Linked DNA regions of Homo sapiens: region 2 is linked to region 1. The links are chromatin loops, found by intact Hi-C in ENCODE. Cell type or tissue: B cell. All regions are shown on one strand. Each heading gives the region's core, and the rest is flanking DNA. Links, peaks and the distances in the headings are about the cores only.

What was found. A loop is a pair of places that touch in the nucleus more often than their neighbours do. Peaks named below come from ENCODE experiments on the same cell type or tissue, not always from the same donor. Only the 100,000 strongest peaks of a DNase experiment are listed, where the experiment ranks them.
Region 2: a loop joins it to region 1, with 14 times the contacts of the local background. A loop is called at or near these places in 3 of 110 quality-filtered maps.

The regions. Positions count from the first base shown.
Region 1 is chrX:7,078,613-7,087,541 of GRCh38, reverse strand. All of the region lies in intron 2 of PUDP (pseudouridine 5'-phosphatase), which reads left to right. Among named protein-coding and RNA genes, the nearest start is that of STS, 65 kb to the left of the region's middle. RefSeq lists enhancers at 4,213-4,282, 4,402-4,902, 4,903-5,403. In B cell, for the core only: no CTCF peak of the experiment used is centred there; a DNase peak (open chromatin) is centred at 3,411; H3K4me3 peaks cover 1,223 bases; H3K27ac peaks cover 1,941 bases.
Region 2 is chrX:6,734,609-6,743,537 of GRCh38, reverse strand. It overlaps a transcript of PUDP not described here. Among named protein-coding and RNA genes, the nearest start is that of VCX3A, 200 kb to the right of the region's middle. In B cell, for the core only: no CTCF peak of the experiment used is centred there; a DNase peak (open chromatin) is centred at 4,347; H3K4me3 peaks cover 234 bases; H3K27ac peaks cover 640 bases.

The DNA of each region.
Region 1 (8,929 bases), core at 409-8,408:
CCAAGTTTTCTCCTCCAGGGTCAACCCACTGTATTAGCTTCCTGGTAGTGCTGTGTTAATTAACAAACTCCGTGGCTTAAAGCAGCAGAAACTTAACTGTCTGACACCTCAGAAGGCTAGAAGTCCGAAGTCAAGGTGTGAGCAGGGCTGCACTCCCTCTCAAGGCTCTAGGGAAGGATCCTTCCTGCCTCTTTTCAGCTGCTGGTAGTTGCCGGCCACCCTTAGCTTTCCTTGGCTTGTACCTTCAACTCCCCAATCTCTGTCTCCATTTTCACACGCCCTCCCTCGTCCTGTGTGTCTTTGTCTCCAAATTTCCCTCTCCTTTCTTTGGATTTAGGGTCCAACCTTAATTTAGTATGGCCTCATAATAACTTGATTACATCTGCAAAGACCCTATTTCCAACTAAGGTCCTATTCCCACGTTTTAGGTGAACATGAATTTTGTGGGGAGAGCACTGTCAAGCCAGTACACCTCCACCCATACTTTCCTACTCCCAGCTCAGACTGCCACTGTTCAGGTTGCCCCAGGAGGGCCCTGAGCTGGGGCGCGGACTCAGTCAGTCGTGTTTGGCTGGAGTGTTCCATGAGGTTCAGCCAGTCTTGCCAGAGCCTTGCTCCTCTTCCAGCCCCTCAACCCAATTCCTTTCTCCTGTTTCCTTTCCTTCCACACTACCACACTGTCTTACGTCCAGGATATAGGTTAGTCACTCAATTCCATAAGCCGGATCCTGTGGTGCAAATTCCATAAGTGGCGATCCCTGATATTAGCTTTGAGTTGGTGCCGGGTCCCTAGTAAATTAGGACTGAAGATCTGCACACAGCCAAGGGCCCTCTCCCTAGCAGCAAGCACCTTTTCAAAAGAGCAGAATTCATTTGGAAGGCCTAGAAAAAGGAAGGAGGTGCTCTGCCAAAATCAATGATGTCTGAGAAAGAAGCATGCTCCCTAGAGCTTGGAGAAGATCAGAAGAGGGATAGCCTGAGGCATGGCTCTGCAGTAAATCATTAAGAGACGCCCACTCACAGTGGCTGTGGCTACCAGAGGTTTCCTGTGAGGGAACTAAAAAGCGCACAGTAGTGTTTGTAAGTGATGGTTCCATTTTAATAGATAAACATACAGAACTTATAAAAAATCAAGAATCTATATTAGCCAGATTTCCTAAATTAGTTAATATTTCTTTTAAATTTATACTTAAAGTCACAGTTTTTAAAACTATATATATGAATGTGAATACTATATGCTTTGGGGAATTTGACTTTGGTTATTTTCTAGTGTCAAGGATAAACACAGCCAGACAGTAGTTAAAGCGATCAGCACAGATTTTCTTCCATAATATACTATTGCAATAGAGAAAAGAGACCAATGTGAAACTGGGCTCAACATCAATTATCCCAGAGGTGACTGGGCATTTTAAAGGGAAATTCAGGGAGTAGGGAGGGGTCAGCAGGGGCTCAGCAGAGTTGGGGAAGTGAAAATTGCAGAAAGCAGGAAGAGGGTTTGGTCAGTGTGAAGCCATCTGGGTTTCACTGGTGCTGATAGAAGTCAGGCTCCTGCCCTTCCACAGAGGCTTGTCTGCAGGAGTGGCTGGAACCAACAATCAGTTATTTTGGCAGCCTTGAGTTTTCGTAGGCAAGTACTTTAAGGGGGCTAGAGTCATGTAGCGGTGTGACCTTGAGCTGTTGAACTTGTTCAAGTCTTTATAGGCCAGTGTGGGGGCCTTGTGGAGAAAAAGACTCAGAGCAGCCTGAGTAGAGTCTGGTCCAGGAGACACTTTTGTCACTGAGCATGACCAATCCATTTATCACAATGGTAGCAGCGTGTCCTCATGGAATTATGTTTCCTTCGATAAATCTTGAACAAGAAATAAATGCATCAGCATATGTTTTTAAAAGTTAAACAGATGTTAAACTTAAAGGAAGTTTGCTAAAATCCATTTCGTGGACCCCTTTGTAAATACCTGACCTACACAGCTTACCCCTTATGATTTAAAGTTAACTTGCATCCATTTTATGGAATCCCAGGTGCCTGTTTGACCTGCAGACATCTTTCTCCCTTCTTGGTCACTCTCTCAGGGCATCAGCTCTTCACACAGCAACAGCTTCCTGCATGTGGCCCCTGACTGTCCATTGATGACCGAAGGCTCGTGGACTTGCCAAGTTGCCCACGTAAAACCCAGGGTTCAGAGAGCGAGACAAGTCCTTGCATTGTGAAGTGCCAACAATTCTAGTATTCCAAAGCTCAGTGTTGTTCAGAACATGGTACCCTTGTGAGATCACGTGTGACATTTGTGAAGAACCTGGAACTGATGTTTCCTTAGGAAGCCTCGCAACAGTAAGTGCTTTCAGCTCGCTCAAGGAACTTCAAGTAGGCAAGAAATAAGAATGGAAACCCTGCATTACTCCATCAGATCTTGAAAGTTTTCTCTTGGATAAATGTGCCTGTCAATCACATCGAATCTTATCCCCTGCCTCCATGTGCTATACCACAACAGCGACGTCTGCTGGACCGTGTGTGCTCTCTGGGTACACATTTTCCAGGAGGCAGCATCTTATTAGAGAGTAACAGGTCTGTCTTGTGTAAAGGAGAATGCTAACCGCTTCATGAGAAGGCTCCCCACCATGAACTCGGATAACCGGATGCTATTTTTTTAACTTATTTATTTTTTAATTGACAAATAGAAATCGTATATAGTTATCACACACAACGTGTTTTGAAGTATGTATACATTGTGGAGTGGCTGCGTCAAGGTAATGAACACATGCATCATCTCACTTTCTCATCATGTTTTGTGGGGAGAACACTTAAAATCTAGAATCTGAGTGATTTTCACATAGCCAAATGTTATTTTTAATGACCTTTGCCTTAATTGTCCATTCAATATCGGTCATAGATATTTATTGAGGGCCCAGCATGTGCCAGCCAAGCGTGGCCTCCTAATTGGAAACACAAACCCTGAGAAACTCTGAGCATTGTTGTGTAGTGCAGGGGCCATCCTCACACCCCCACAGCCAGCATTCAGCTTGCTTCATAAGCCATGGATGGAGTCAAAGGAAAACTAGCTCACCTTCCCACTATGTATCTGAAATCACTTTCTATTCCATGCTGCACACATGTACTGCAAGGAAAAGGAATGATTCCTGCCCCCACCACTGCCTTCCATTCCTAAGAACAGAGAGGATGGAGTACGAGGATGAGGAAAACAGACGGCAGGAAATAAGCAGTTTATTCACTGGATGTCTGCATGGGGTCTTGGGAGTGCAGAGGTTGTGACTCATTCTTGAGTGGAAGTTTCTAACCACATACATACAACCGCAATAACTGCAGCCAGCTGCTGGAGGTGTTGTGGTGAATCCCAGCGGGTTACAAGGGTGTGAGAAGCCTGGTAAAGTTTCCAGGAAGTGAAAGCACATGAGCTATGTCTTCACCCGCAAAGATGCAGGTAACAGCTCAGATTCTGAGTCTTAGGAAGAGGATGGAGGCCGGAGGGTGACAGGGTTTCTCTGTAGTCCTCAGGAAGTGAAACTGCCTCACAGGAAATAAAGCAATATCAATCAGGCAGTTTCTTTCTGTGTATATTTGAATATTGTCAATGTTTTAAAAATCACGACGTATTTCTTTTTTTTTCCTTCTTTTTTTTTTTGTTGTTGTTGTTGTTGAGACAGTCTTTCTCTGTCGAGTGCAGTGGTGTGATCTCGGCTGACTGCAACCTCCGTCTCTTGAGTTCCAGTGATTCTCCTGCCTCAGCCTCTCGAGTAGCTGGGATTACAAGCATGTGCCTCCACGCCTGGCTAATTTTTGTGTTTTTAGTAGAGATGGGATTTCACCATGTTGGTCAGGCTGGTCTGCAACTCCTGACCTCAAGTAATCCGCCCACCTCGGCCTCCCAAAGTGCTGAGATTGTAGGCATGAGCCACCATGCCCAGCCAAACCGGACATATTTCTAAGGAACGAGAAAGAGCAGCCGTCTGTCCACCACCTGCCCCCCACAACTGTCTTGAACCGCATCCCAGACAGCTTGGTGTCGTAGCTGACATTGCCTGTGTCGGCCCTCCTCTCCTGATTTATTTTAATCCTCATATGTTCTTTCTTCTTCTGGGAATTGTTCTTTTCTAGCATTCTGTTTTTGTTTTAAGGACTCAGTAACTTATATGTCTTCATGAATACTAATTATTATCATGACTGTTGCTTCCTCGCCCACTTTTCTCTGGATTGTCATTTTTTTCTGGCAGATTCCTGTCTTCTGCCTGTTTGAGTCTTCTTCCACAAACACCTGGCAGTGTCTGTTCTGCTCATTCACATTCAAGAACAGAGCACCTGTGTGTTCATTTCCTGGGGCTGCTGCCACAAGATACTGAAAACTCAGCAACTTCTAATAACAGAAGTTGACTGTCTCCCAGTTCTGGAGACTGGAAGTCTGAAATCAAGGTGTCTCAGGGCCACACTCCCTCTGTAGGCTCTAGGGGAGGATCCTTCCTGCCTTTCCCAGCTCCTGGGGGCTCTAGGCATCCCTGGGCTTGTGGCCACATCACTTCAGTCTCTGCCTCCGTTTCCACGTGGCAAAGTGAGCTCATCTCAAGATTTTTAACTTAATTACATCTCCAAAGACCCTTTTTCTAAACAAGACAGAAGTACCATGGGTGAGGACTTCTGTTTGGGGGCTACCGTTCAACCCACTGCTCTCAGTCACACAAAGCTTTTGAAGCATAACACCTGCTGTTCAGGCAGTTGCAAAAGTAGCCCCTAAGAAAGACAGCATGCCAAAGCACCTTCCCCATGGTGGGGTGGGGTGACGGGCCAGGCACCCTTAGGATGCCCATGCAGGAAGTGGAGGCTCAGCAGAATCCCACAGGTGTGTCTGGTCCTGGGATAGCATCAGCGTCTTCTCACAGGTAGCCAGGTGGCATCCATCAGCTGACCACATCGTCTGCCCCAGTGGCACGGGCTGTCTTCCATGTCTCACTTCATAGAGCTCTTCTAGACTGAGGCCCAGGACATGGTTCTCGGCACACAGCGTTAATGACATGCACGGCCCTCTAAGCGGTTCCCTCTCCCACTTTGCGTTGTCAACCCCCGGTACCCCCCACTTGATTCTGTTGCTCACTGCAGGTCTTAGGTAGTACAGAGAATGTTCAGGCTTGTAGGGTTCTGATGGCCAGATCACCCAACAAAAGAATGCCACGAACACCTGAGACCGCGCGGCAGCTGCCTGTCTTCTGCCTCTTTCCTTTGTTTAATCCTGTTTAATTGCACATCCCTGTTCTCACCCACCTTGGGTCTCTAGGATGGAGGAAAGCAGGAGCGTTTCTTCCCACTCACAGTGCTGATTCTCCACATTCCCCAGTTCTTCCCCTGGAGATGTGTCCTGTGAGCTGATTGTTTGGAGCAACAGATACCTAGATATCTGTCTCTCTGCCCTTCCTGTAAACCCACGGAAGCACACCAAATTCTAGGAGCTGGGAACTGGAGTTCATTTATACACATAATTAACCAGCTTCTCCCTAGAACAGAACTCCATTTGCATTTTTTCGTCTTTTACTTCTCAGGGAAAGCCACTGAGTGAGACAAAGTTTGTGTGCACTCTTTAAAAGATGAAAAACTTTGTGAAGGCATCAGGCAGTTTTGAATCAGGTGATTAGGATCGTTCATTCCTGATGATACACTGGAGCTATATCTGATGATAACGACACTACCTAACATTTATCTGGGGCTTCCTCACCCATGTCATTTTCCAGGCATTGTTCTTCTTGTGAATTAATTCCATGAGGAACGTTAATCATTGCTCTTTGACAGATGACAAAATTGAGGCCCAAAGAGGGCGTATAATTGACGGATGTCCCGTAATCTCTGACTGTGGTCATAGTCTTGTCTTGGCTTTCATCTTCATAGGAGTCCCAAGCATTTTGGAGATCTCAGTATGTTGTGGTGGTGTAAAGCAGTCGTCCAAAACCGTTTTTGATTCATTCTCCATCAATAAGAATGTTGAGCTGCATTCCAGTCTAGACACATTGGTGTGTGTTTGTTTATCTACTCCACCTTAGAAATAATTCACAGCAATAGAAATGCAAGAAGGATAAGCTAAAATAAAATAATCGGCCGGGTACAGTGGCTCACATCTCTAAGCCCAGGGCTTTGAGAGGCCGAGGCAAGAGGATTACTTGAAGCAGAACTTCAAGACTAGCTTAGCTAACATAGGGAGACCCTGTCTCTACAAAACATAAAAAAATTTACCAGGCATGGTGACATGCACCTGTAGTCCCAGCTATTCGGGAGGCTGAGGCTGGAGAATCGTTTTGAGCCCAGGAGGTCAAGGCTGCTATGATTGTTTGACTCTGCTCCAGCCTGGGTCACAGAGCAAGATCCTGTCTCAAAACAATAATAATAAAATAATCTGTTTAAGTTTTTAAAATTAATAGCACCAAAGTACTTTAAGAAAATTTTTATACAGTGTGTTTTACAGAGCCATGTGTTTAAGTGTGCTCCATTTTTTAAAATATTGGTTTAAAATTGTGTGATCTAGCAATTTAAAAATCTTGTTTTAAATTCAGATTGTTTTGATACTCAGCTTTAATCACTGTTTATATCCAGACAGAAGTTCATGATTGGCTAATTTTTTTTTTTTTTTTTTGAGATGGAGTCTGGCTCTGTCACCCAGGCTGGAGTGCAGTGGCGCTATGTCGGCTCACTGCAACCTCCACTTCCTAGGTTCAAGCGATTCTCCTGCCTCTGCCTCCCAAGTAACGGGTTACAGGACGCACTGCCACACGTGACTGTCTCTTTTTTAAAAAAATTAGAGCCTTTTATCTCATCCATCAGTTAGGTTAAGGTTTAAATTGAAATTTAGCTAATAAATATAGTCCTCTGTGATACTAATCAGTGGTTGTTGCAAACTAATGAAATAGTGTGGCATTTTAGTATTTTTAACTAATGGATTCAAGTTCTGTAGAAGCTCTTTAGGTGGAGTACTTCTACACTGATTGAATATTGTTTTTATGCGTGGAGGTATGTGTATGTATGTTCATGAGATCTGTCGTTTTCTTGTCTGGCTTTTGTCTGGTTTTGGGATCAGGGAAGTGCTGATGTAAAATGTAAAATGAGTTGAGAGGTGTTCCCTCCAATTTCCTGAAAAGTCTGTTTAGAATTGGCATCCTTTTTTTCTTGGGAAGTTGGTAAATTTACCAGCAAGGCCATTTGATCCTAGATGTGGGAAGGAGGTTTTTAATTACAAATTCAATTCCTTTCATAGGCAGAAGGCTATTCAGGTTATTTGTGTCTTCTTGAGGGAGTTTTATATCTTTCAAAGAATTATCTCATTTCATCTAAATGGTCAAATGTGTTGCCATTAATCCTATAATAATTAAGTTTTTATCATTTTATCGATGTTAGAATCTGTAGTGATGTCTGTCCCCTCTTTCCCTGCTAATGTTAGTACATTTGGATCTTCTTTATTTTTTTGATCAGTTTAGCTAGGAGTCTACTAATTTAATTGCTCTTCTCAAACAACTCGCTTTTGATTTAGTTGGTTTTCTGTATTCTACTTTTATTTCATTGATTTTCTCTCTCATGTTTATTATTTCCTTCCTTTTATTTGTTTTGGGTTTAATTTGCTCTTTTCCTTCACTTTCTTAAGGTAAAAGCTTAAATCATTGAACTTCTTTCTTTCAGGTTTTCAATGTGGCAACTTAGATCACTTATTTGAGACCTTATTATTTAACATATCACTCAATGCCATCAGTTTTCATCGAAGCAATGTTTTAGCCACATCCCAGAAATTTTGGTAGTTTTTAGTTCTCTACAAAATATTACCTAGTTTCCCTTTGTGATTTCATCTTTGACCCATGTCTTACATAGAAGTGTAACATCCAAATATTTGTGATTTTCCACATTCCTATTATTAATGTCTATTTTAATTCTACCATCGTTAGATAAGGTATTCTGTATGATTTTAAGTATTTTATAATTTTTGAGAATAGTTTTATCCTTATAATAGGATATTTCTTGTTGAATGTTCCACGTGCACTTAAAAATAATGTGGTTTCTGCTGTTGTTGGGAGAAGTATTACATAAACGTCAATTAGGTCAGGTTGCTTGACAGTGGTTCTGAAGTCTGCTGTGTCCTTACTTCTTTTCTGTCTACTTGTTTTATCAATTACTGATAGAGGAGTTTTAAACTTCCTTCTACGTTTGTGTTTCTCCATTCAGTTCTATTGGTTTTTGCTTTATGCATTCTGAAGCTCTGCTATTTGATGTTTACACATTTAGAATTATGTCTTATTGATGAACTGATCTATTTGTCATTATGAAATGTCCCTATTTATCCCTGATGATAGTCATTCATTGTTCTAAAGGCTTGTTTGTTATTAATGTAAGTAACCTGGCTCTCTTTTGAGCAATAGTTATGTGGTATGTAGTTTTCTATCCTTTTATCTTCAATCTATCTGTGTAGTTATATTTAAAGTAGGTTTCTGTAGACAACATGTAGTTGGGTCTTTTGTTTTTCTTTTTTATTCTGATAGTGTCTATCTTAGGTGTGTTTATAATACTTATAAAGCCGTTACATAAGGTCATGATCTGCTAATTCCATCTGTCTCTATCATTTCTGTGTCTATTTCTCCTGATTGTGGGTGGTATTTGCTTCTTTGCAGCATGGTAATTTTTGATTGAATGTTAGACACTATGAATTCTACACCCAGTGGAGTGCTAGATTTTGCTTGATTTCATTTGCTTTATTTAACTTTGTCCTGGAACTACATTATGATCTGTCCATGCCTTCCTTTTAAAAATCTTTAGAGGGTCAGGTGCTCCAGATATCTGTTACCTTATCCTGAATGACTGTAGGTGTTCGGAAAAAATGAGTCTGTTGATTGTTTTGTGTAACAATTGACAAAGTAGGGACATTAAATCATGACATTATTAAAATAGGCATGATTATAC
Region 2 (8,929 bases), core at 518-8,517, 340 kb after region 1:
ATGAGATGTGAAACACAAAAGCAATGGAAAGCATGGAAGTGAAGATAAAACCAGGTTGTACGTATTAATAATCATGCAAGTCCTCATTGAGTTCTTTAGAGGGTGAAATGTGGAAGAACCCACCACCCCAAACCCTTTACATTAGCTGGTACAATCTTGGTAAATGGGAAACACTAAGTCAATGTTAGCCTGTAGCAATGGAAGCCACAGTGGCTTGTGTTGTATCCAAAACAAAATTTGGAATTTTATTCGTGATGAAACTTGTTGACTGGCTGGTGGGGCTGCCCTCAGACAACCACGTCTTATGGGAACCATGCAATAATGATAGAGACAGTCACTGCAATAAGAACAGAGCAAAGCAGGCTTGAGCTTATTTATTTTTTTAAGTTTACCTATTTTAAAACAAATACAGATTTACAAGAAGTTGCAGCATGATGTACAGGAAGCCGTTGTGTATTCTTCATCCAGTTTCCCCTACTGAAAGCATCTTGAAGGAGAATAGGGCAAGGTCAACACAGAATGGTTCCCATTTTTCCAAACAAAGAAGTCCAGCATTTTAAAAGGGGGCTTTTTATTTTCCTAATTTTTGAAAACACTATATTTGAATATATGTGACTTTGTAACCTGAGCGGAAGCTATGTATTTCACTTTCTCAAACCATGTGTTCTTAAAAATAACTGTACCTGGTTCTCTTTAATCTGACTTAAGGATAAGCAAAATTTTTTTGTGTTTGTTTTTGGTTTTTTGTTTGTTTGTTTGTTTTGAGGCAGGGTCTTGCTCTATCGCTCAGGCTGGAGTGCAGTAGCATAAGCATGGTTCACTGCAGCCTTGAACGCCTGGTCTTACACGATCCTCCCACCTCAGCCTCCTGAGTAGCTGGGACTACAGGCGTGTGCTCCACCACAACTGCCCGGCTAATTTTTATTTTTGTAGAGAGTGTCTCTAAAAAATATCTTGCCCAGGCTGGTCTAGAACTCCTAGGCTCAAGTGAGCCTCCCTCTTTGGCTTCCCAAAGTGATGGGATTACAGGTATGAGCCACCACACTCAGCCCAAAGATTTTTTTACAAAGGGCCAGATAGCAAATGTTTTGGCTTTGTGAACCACACAGTCTCTGCCATAAATAGGCAACTCTGCCATTGTACAGCAAAAGCAGCCACAGACAATACCTGAATAAATTAATGTGACTGTTCCAATAAAACTGTATTCATAAAAACAGGCAGTGGGCCAGATTTGGCCTGTGGGCAGTGATTTGGGGACCTTGGCCTAAATCAACCCACTCAATGTCTGAATCCAGAAAAGGGTTTTGAGAGTTAATTCAGTAAATCCAGTTATATCATTTCCCTGTTATTTATCCAGAATCCTCCAACTATACACATTAAAAAAGAGGGAAGGCCGGGCCTGGTGGCTCACATCCCAGCACTTTGAGAGTCCGAGGCGGGCAGATCACTTGAGGTCAGGAGTTCAAGAGCAGCCTGGCCAGTATGGTGAAACCCTGTCTCTACAAAAGTAGCAAATTAGCCAGGCGTGGTGCCATGTGCCTGTAATCCCAGCTACTCGGGAGGCTGAGGCATGAGAGTAGCTTGAACCTGGGAGATGGAGGTTACAGTGAACCGAGATTGCACCACTGCACTCCAGCCTGGGCGACAGAGTGAGACTCCATCAAAGAAAGAAAGAAAGAAAGAAAAAGAAAGAAAGAAAGAAAGAAAGAGAGAGAGAGAGAGAGAGAGAGATTTAAAAAGAGAGAAATCTTTATACAAGCATGTAGTATTCTACTTTGAGGAGAAAAAATGGCATAAAAATGAGTTGATATTAGGAATTTACTTGTATGTAACTTTCCAGGATGTATCATGAAATCAGTCAATCAACTTATCTACCTACCTATACCTATCTACCTCCCTCCCTCCCTATCTACCTACCTACCTATGTATACCTATGTATCTCTCTACATATGTCTATATCTGTTTTTACCTATCTATTCATCCACCATCTATCTCTATATATCCCTCTATATATCTATATCTATCTTATCTATGTATATTCATGTGTGCCTATGTATGTCTATATGTATAAATGTGTGTATATATGTATATATGCATATACAGACACATCAGTTTCGATTAAATTCACATACAAAGATATATTGAATTCCTATTGACTTCCTATAGATGCATTCATTTACATATGCAACAGTTGCCATATGTATGCATGTGTGAATCCATTGTGGGAATGTAAACTAACACGTTTGAAGTCACATAGATAATTCTCAAAAACTGTGTTGGAATTTGTCAATTTTCCACTGGCTTAGAGCTGCAGAGGAAAACTAAGACTTGGAGGTACAAACAATTTCAGTCTCTGCCGAGTTTTTTTTTTTTTTTTGGAGATGGAGTCTTAACTCTGTCGCCCAGGCTAGAGTGCAGTGGTGCGATCTTGGCTCACTGCAACATCTACCTCCCAGGTTCAAGCAATTCTGCTGCCTCAGCCTCCAGAGTAACTGAGATTACAGGTGTGCCCCACCACGCCCGGGTAGTTTTTGTATTATTAGTAGAGATGGGGTTTCACCATGTTGGCCAGGTTGGTCTCGAACTCCTGACGTCAGGTGATCTGCCCACCTCAGCCTCCCAAACTGCTGGGATTACAGGCGTGAGCCACCGCACCTGGCCTCTGCCAAGTTTTTAAATTAAAATGGCAATTATTCTATCAAGTGCATGTAAGTTTATTGTATTAGAACTCGTTGATAAGATGTCGTGAAAGTGTGGGATGAGGAGCACGAGAGGGTGTATCATTATCAGCCCTCTTGGTATTACTGACATGACATTTCAATGAATGCACTCACTTGGGCTCAACATGTGGCCTCTGGGCCTTCTCAGGGATCTCTGCAGTGGGTTCCAATTATTAATAAGGCTATTATTTAAATTTAATGTATGATCTTATGTTGGAAAAGGAAAAAGTGATTACAATACTGACAGGCACGCAAAAACAGATTCTTTAAATTTGCAAAAACCTTACTCTTAGGGACATCTCTAATGGTCCTTGAGCTTTATAAAATCTGATAAAAATAAATTTAATATTGAAGTGAAAAATCTGGAATAATTCAGAAACAACTCTATAAAATAGGTATCCTTAATTGTTAAAAATATAATCTTTTGTCTCCCTAGTTAAAGGTCCAACCATGTGTACAAAGAAGTGTCTATTCCATGACAACAGATTTTTGATCAATTATTTTCCCAATGGGAGAATGCTAATTACCAAGTTATCCTTTGGGAAAATACCAAATACCAAATAAAATACCAGATAAATAAAATAAAATAACAAACACCAGTGCTGCATTTCACAAAAATTATTACTTGGAAAACCAATTCCATGGAATGCAGGGTGACCACCCACCCCACAATACGGAAAGTTGCCAGGATATAGGACTTTCACTCCTGAAATTGTGACAGTATTGGGCAAACCAGGATGAGTTGATCACCCTAAAGGAATAGGGAATAGTAAAAATTACCCTGCTAAAGGTGTCTATGATCAAACATGACAGAGACATTCTGCGATAAATAAAATTTGACCATTGTCTTTACTGTAACCATTCACAAAATCTTAGTAGGCTAATAAATAAATGAGAAGAGCATCAGTTGGGCACTGCCTATTCCCAGGTTCTAGAAACTAAAATACTACTCCAAAAATAGCCAGGTATTAAATTTTAGCTCAGGTTCCATCCCTCTTGGAACATGAAGACAAGCTCAAAGTTTTACAGTAAAACTCCCTTGAAGATCAACAGATGAAGGAGGAAATATTTGGAGAAGAGAGGGAATATTTGTGCCTCTATCTAAATCACATAGTGGAAATTATTTGTAAGTTCATTCATTTTTTCTTTATCCTACTGTTCTCTTTCTAGGGCTTCTCAGCCTTGACACTATTGACATCAGGGGCTGGACCATTATTGTGGAGGGCAGTCCTATACTTTGTAGGATGTTAAGTGGCATCTCTGGCCTCTGCCCAACAAATGCTAGCAGCACCCCCGACACACACACTCTGCCATTTCCAGTTGCGACAACCAAAAATGTCCTCAGACATGGCCAAATGTCCCTGGAGAGGAGCAATGTTACTCCGAATTGATAACCTATTTGAGCCAGTCTGAAAAATAAGGTCCCACAAACAGAGAAGCAAGCTCAGGAAGCGGTTACTCAGAAAAGCAAACCCCTTTCAGGAAATTGTCCTTGATGGCTTCTAGGTCACTGCAGCTTCCTAAGGGATGCCATGTGACTGTTGAGAGTGGAAGTGTTCCTATCATCCATGTGCACGATTTCAGCAAAAAGCAGGCCCTTCCGTGAACCATTTTCGAAACCTTGAAGAAACAGACATTGGTGTTCAACCGCAACACCTGGCGTGTGAATGTGGCTCTATCAGATGATTAACTTAGCTCTCACAAACACAATTCAGGAAGGAAAAGAACATGCAAATAGTTGTTCTCATCACTCTCAAAAACTGCTAATTGTCCCCCTCACTAGCTACTAGAGGCACTCAGGGCTGCAGGAAATGGTGACTCAACGCAGGTGTTTGTACTCTATCTCTCTCTTCCTCTATTTCTTTGCTGTCTTCCCATGCGACCTTCAATTTGTCAATTAAATTCAAAAGCACCGAAAAAAAGAGGAAAGGCATTTAAAAATGTCTGGCAATGATTAATGAACCCATCAATGCAGTAATCAAATTCCCTGGGTTTGAGGCAGGTTTTCTCATTCTCAACTTTGACATTTGAGGGTTTGGGGTAGGTTTTCTCAACTTTGACATTTGAGGGTGAAGTCATTCTCTGTGGTAGGGGCTGTGCTGTGCATTGTCGGGTACTGAGTAACATCCCTGGTCTCTACCCAACAGATGCTAACTGGGTTATTGCAACCCAAAATGTCTCCAGACATGGCCAAATGTCCCTAGGGAAAGAATAATCCCTGTAGAGTATCACTAGTTTATGGGATAAAGATGAAGAGAAAATGGACAGTTGCTCAAAACATTTAGGAAAAATCTAAGGGTAACTTTCAAAAATACATATGCCTGGATTCCACGCTTGGAGACTTAGAAGTCATTGGTGTGGGATTCAGCTGGGGTACAGGATTCTTTAAGCCTCCCCAGGTGGTTCTAAGGTGCAGACAGAGTTGGGAACTACTCATCTAGAAAAGAAGACAATAATGACCAGAGTTCCAATAAAGCTTCACAACACTTCTCAGAAATCGACACGCATGGCACCAACAGATTCCATTACATTGTTGCCCATCATCCATGATGGTTTTGTAAGCTGTAGAATTGTCCTCAGTTCTAGAAACTGTGTGTGTTTCTGAGTGTCTAAGAACTCTTGTACATGGACTAAATTAGATGATGTGGACTGGGGGACCAACCACACCCCCTGGGATATGAGAAACCAAGAGTTGCATCAAGCACTGCCTGCACCTGCATCTGCTAGCATTGTCCAAGGTTTTCTAGGGTGCCATGATGGCATCTTCATCTACTCCTTTTTTTTCATATCCAGTTCATTAAGTCCTGCCTGTTGAACTTTAAAAACATATCCAGAATATGACCTCTTCTCATTAATCTCATCATGACCTTCTAGAAACTGCTACCATTGGGTCTTTCAGGATAATAGTAATACTATTTGTATTTTTTGCTTCAGTGCTCGCATCGACAGCACAAAGCCCTCAAGGTTATTCTAAACCCAGTTGATGGAGTAATCCTTTTAAAATAGGAGACAAAGTTGTGCCAACCTCCCAACCTGGAAACAGGAAATGGGGTGGGTGGTGCTGCTGGCATTTTTGGGCAGAGACCAGGGATACTTCTCAATATCCTACGATACCCCTCTCCTGCATCCTAAAATTTGAGAACCTTGCAGTGACATGCAAAGATGGGTCCCCGCCATCACTTCTGTGGCCCCACCTCCTACTACTCTCCCTCCCTCCCTCCCTCATCCATGGCCACTCTGGGTGCCTAGGGCATTCCAGGAATGCTCCTCCTTCAGGGTCCTAATACCTGCTGCTCACTCTCACTGCAAAGCTCTCCCAGAGTTATTACCAGGTTCTAGAAACAATCCCCTCCCCTCCCTTCTTGAGGTCTTTGCTCAAACGTTGCCTTCTCAGAGCAGTCTTCTCTCACCACTTTATCTAAATTGCAACTCCCTACCCCAAGCACTAGCTACTCCCCTCTAATGTTCTTCATAATATTTCTTGCCAACTGTATTTGCTTTCTCGGGCTGCTTTAGCAAATCAGCACAAACTGCATGGTTTAAAACCAACAGAAATGTATTTCTTCATAGGTCTGGAGGCCAGAGTCTGAAATCAAGAACAGATGAGCTGCCTTCGAAGCCTCTAGGGGAGGATCCTTCCTTATCTCGTGCAGCTTTTGGTGGTAGCTGGCCTTCCTTTGCTTGAATCTAAATCTTCCTTTAGCCTGAATCCCATCTTGAAGATCAGCACAGCACACAGATCTTTTTTCTCTACATTGTCTCGTCCTCTGTGTGTGACAGATGTCTCTCTGCCTCCTCTTTTTTAAAAAAACTGTTATTTTAGGTTCAGGGTTACAGGTGCAGGTATGTTTAGGAAAATTGTGAGTTTCAGGTGTTTTGTATACAGATTATTTCATCATGCAAGTAATCAGCATAGTACCTGATAAGTGGTTTTTGAATCTTCACCCTCCTCCCACTGTCCACCCTCAAGTAGGCCCCAGTGTCTATTTCTCCTTTTTTTTGTGTCTATCTGTCCTCAATGTTTAGCTCCACTTATAACTGAGAATGTACAGTTATTGGTTTTCTGTTCCTGTGTTACTTCACTTAGGATCATGGCCTCCAGCTCCATCCATGTTGGTGCAATGGACATGATCTCATCCTTTTTTATGGACGCATAGTATTCCAGGGTGCATATGAACCATGCTTTCTTTATCCAGTCTACCAGTGATGGATATGTAGGTTGATTCCATGTCTTTGCTATTGTGAACTGCGCTGCAATGAACATATGTGTGCATATGTCTTTATGGTAGAATGATTTATTTTCTTTGGCTATATGTGCAATAATATCTGCTTTCTTCTTGTAAGGATACACATGATTATATTAGGGCCCACCTGGATAATTCCATTACCTCAAAATCCATAATTGCATTTTTCATATAAAGTATGAAAGAGCCTGTTTCATATAAAGTAACCTTTCCTGGTTCCAGGTATTAGGACCTGATATCTTTGGGGATAGGAGGGCATTATTCAGTCTACTAGACCACTTATTTATTTTTCATATTGATTGTTCATTGTATCTTCCCTCAGTATAATACAAAATTCACTGAGGATACGAGTTTAAATTTTTTCTTATTCTTTCACTATATTTCTCATCTAGAATATACTAGAAGCTCAATAAAGTTTTCAATGTTTTTTTTTCTTGAATGAAGGAATGAACATTTACAAATGAAGTGTGTCGTTATTGGTTTAGAAATACCTTAATGGAGTAGATTTTTTTTCCTTTTCTTGCTTCTTTTTTTTTTTTTTGAGACAAAGTCTTGATCAGTTGCTTCAGTGCAGTGGCATGATCATGGCTTACTGCAGCCTCAATCTCCCAGGCTCAAGTCATTCTCCCACCTCAACACCCTGAGTATCTGGGAAAACAGGTGCATGCCACCCTGCCCAACTAATTTTTTTTTTTAATTTTTAGTAGAGATGAGGTCCTACTATGTTGCCGAGGCTGGTCTCAAATTCCTAAGCTCAAGCAATCCTCCCTATTTGGCCTCCCTATTTGGAAAGCTGTACACATCAAGTGTGTAAATGGAGTGTGAACAACACTATTGTAAAAGTATAAAGCAGTGCATGGAACAGATTAAAAGATTAATTCAAGAGAGGGATGAATTACTACAAGGTGGAGGGGAGTGAAGGTTGGTTGCAAAAGTATACACAGGAGACTGCAGTTGTTAGTAATATTTTATTTCTTCACTTAAGTGGGTAGATCATTATGTGAAACATTGTAGCTTCTATGTCTGAATTTATTTCTATGTGATACTTATGTAAAATAAGTAAATACACAAAGAGAGAAAGGTATGCAAAAATAAGTATATTTTGTTTCTATGGAGGTTTTATCTTTTCTGCTTTCCTCAGCATTTTTAATGACCTCATAACATTTTTTTTTTTATGTTGAGGCAAAACGTTTTCCTTCACTTTGCAGTGTCCGAGGTGGTTGGTCACTGAAAACATCTGGAGAAGAGGGCAGTGTGGACAGATCTGTGTCCCAAGTGTAGATGGTCTCAGCCCAACACTACCTGAACCATGGAAACATATTTTTATCTCTTTAACAGAATGCAATCTTAACTTGGTTAAAAAGAAACCAGCCTGCCCTGAGTAAAACTGGGCCTCTGAGAACCATGAAGTGTTGTGAGGAGTACAGGAAAAGTTCATGATATGCACCAGCTTCCTGAATATCACTGGCTCACATAGCAAAGTCATTGATAAGCAAGAGGTTAAATGAATTATTTTGATGTAGAACAGATTGTGGTTGGGAGCACTTGAATACTATGTAACCAGTCGGATCCAGCAGGCATTCTGTATTAATATGATTCATTCATTTGTAAATTGCTTGCAATGCATATTCCAGCTTTGTATTGATAAACCGCAAGCATCAGGCCTCCTATACGTAATTTGTCTGTGCACCTGATTCTCGTAAATCCAAGAGAAGCCCCCAAACACATGGCCTTTGCTAGCACTCCACTGCTGCAAAATCTAAGGCAACATTCTTTAATTTTTGTTTAATTATTATTATTATTAGAGACAGGGTCTCACTGTGTAGCCCAGGATGGTCTCACTGTGTAGCAGGGTGTGACCATGGCTCACTGCAGCTTCAAAATTCTAGGCTCAAGCAATCCTCCCACCTCAGCCTGCTGAGTAGCTGGGACTACAGGCGCACACCACTAATTTTTTTCATTTTG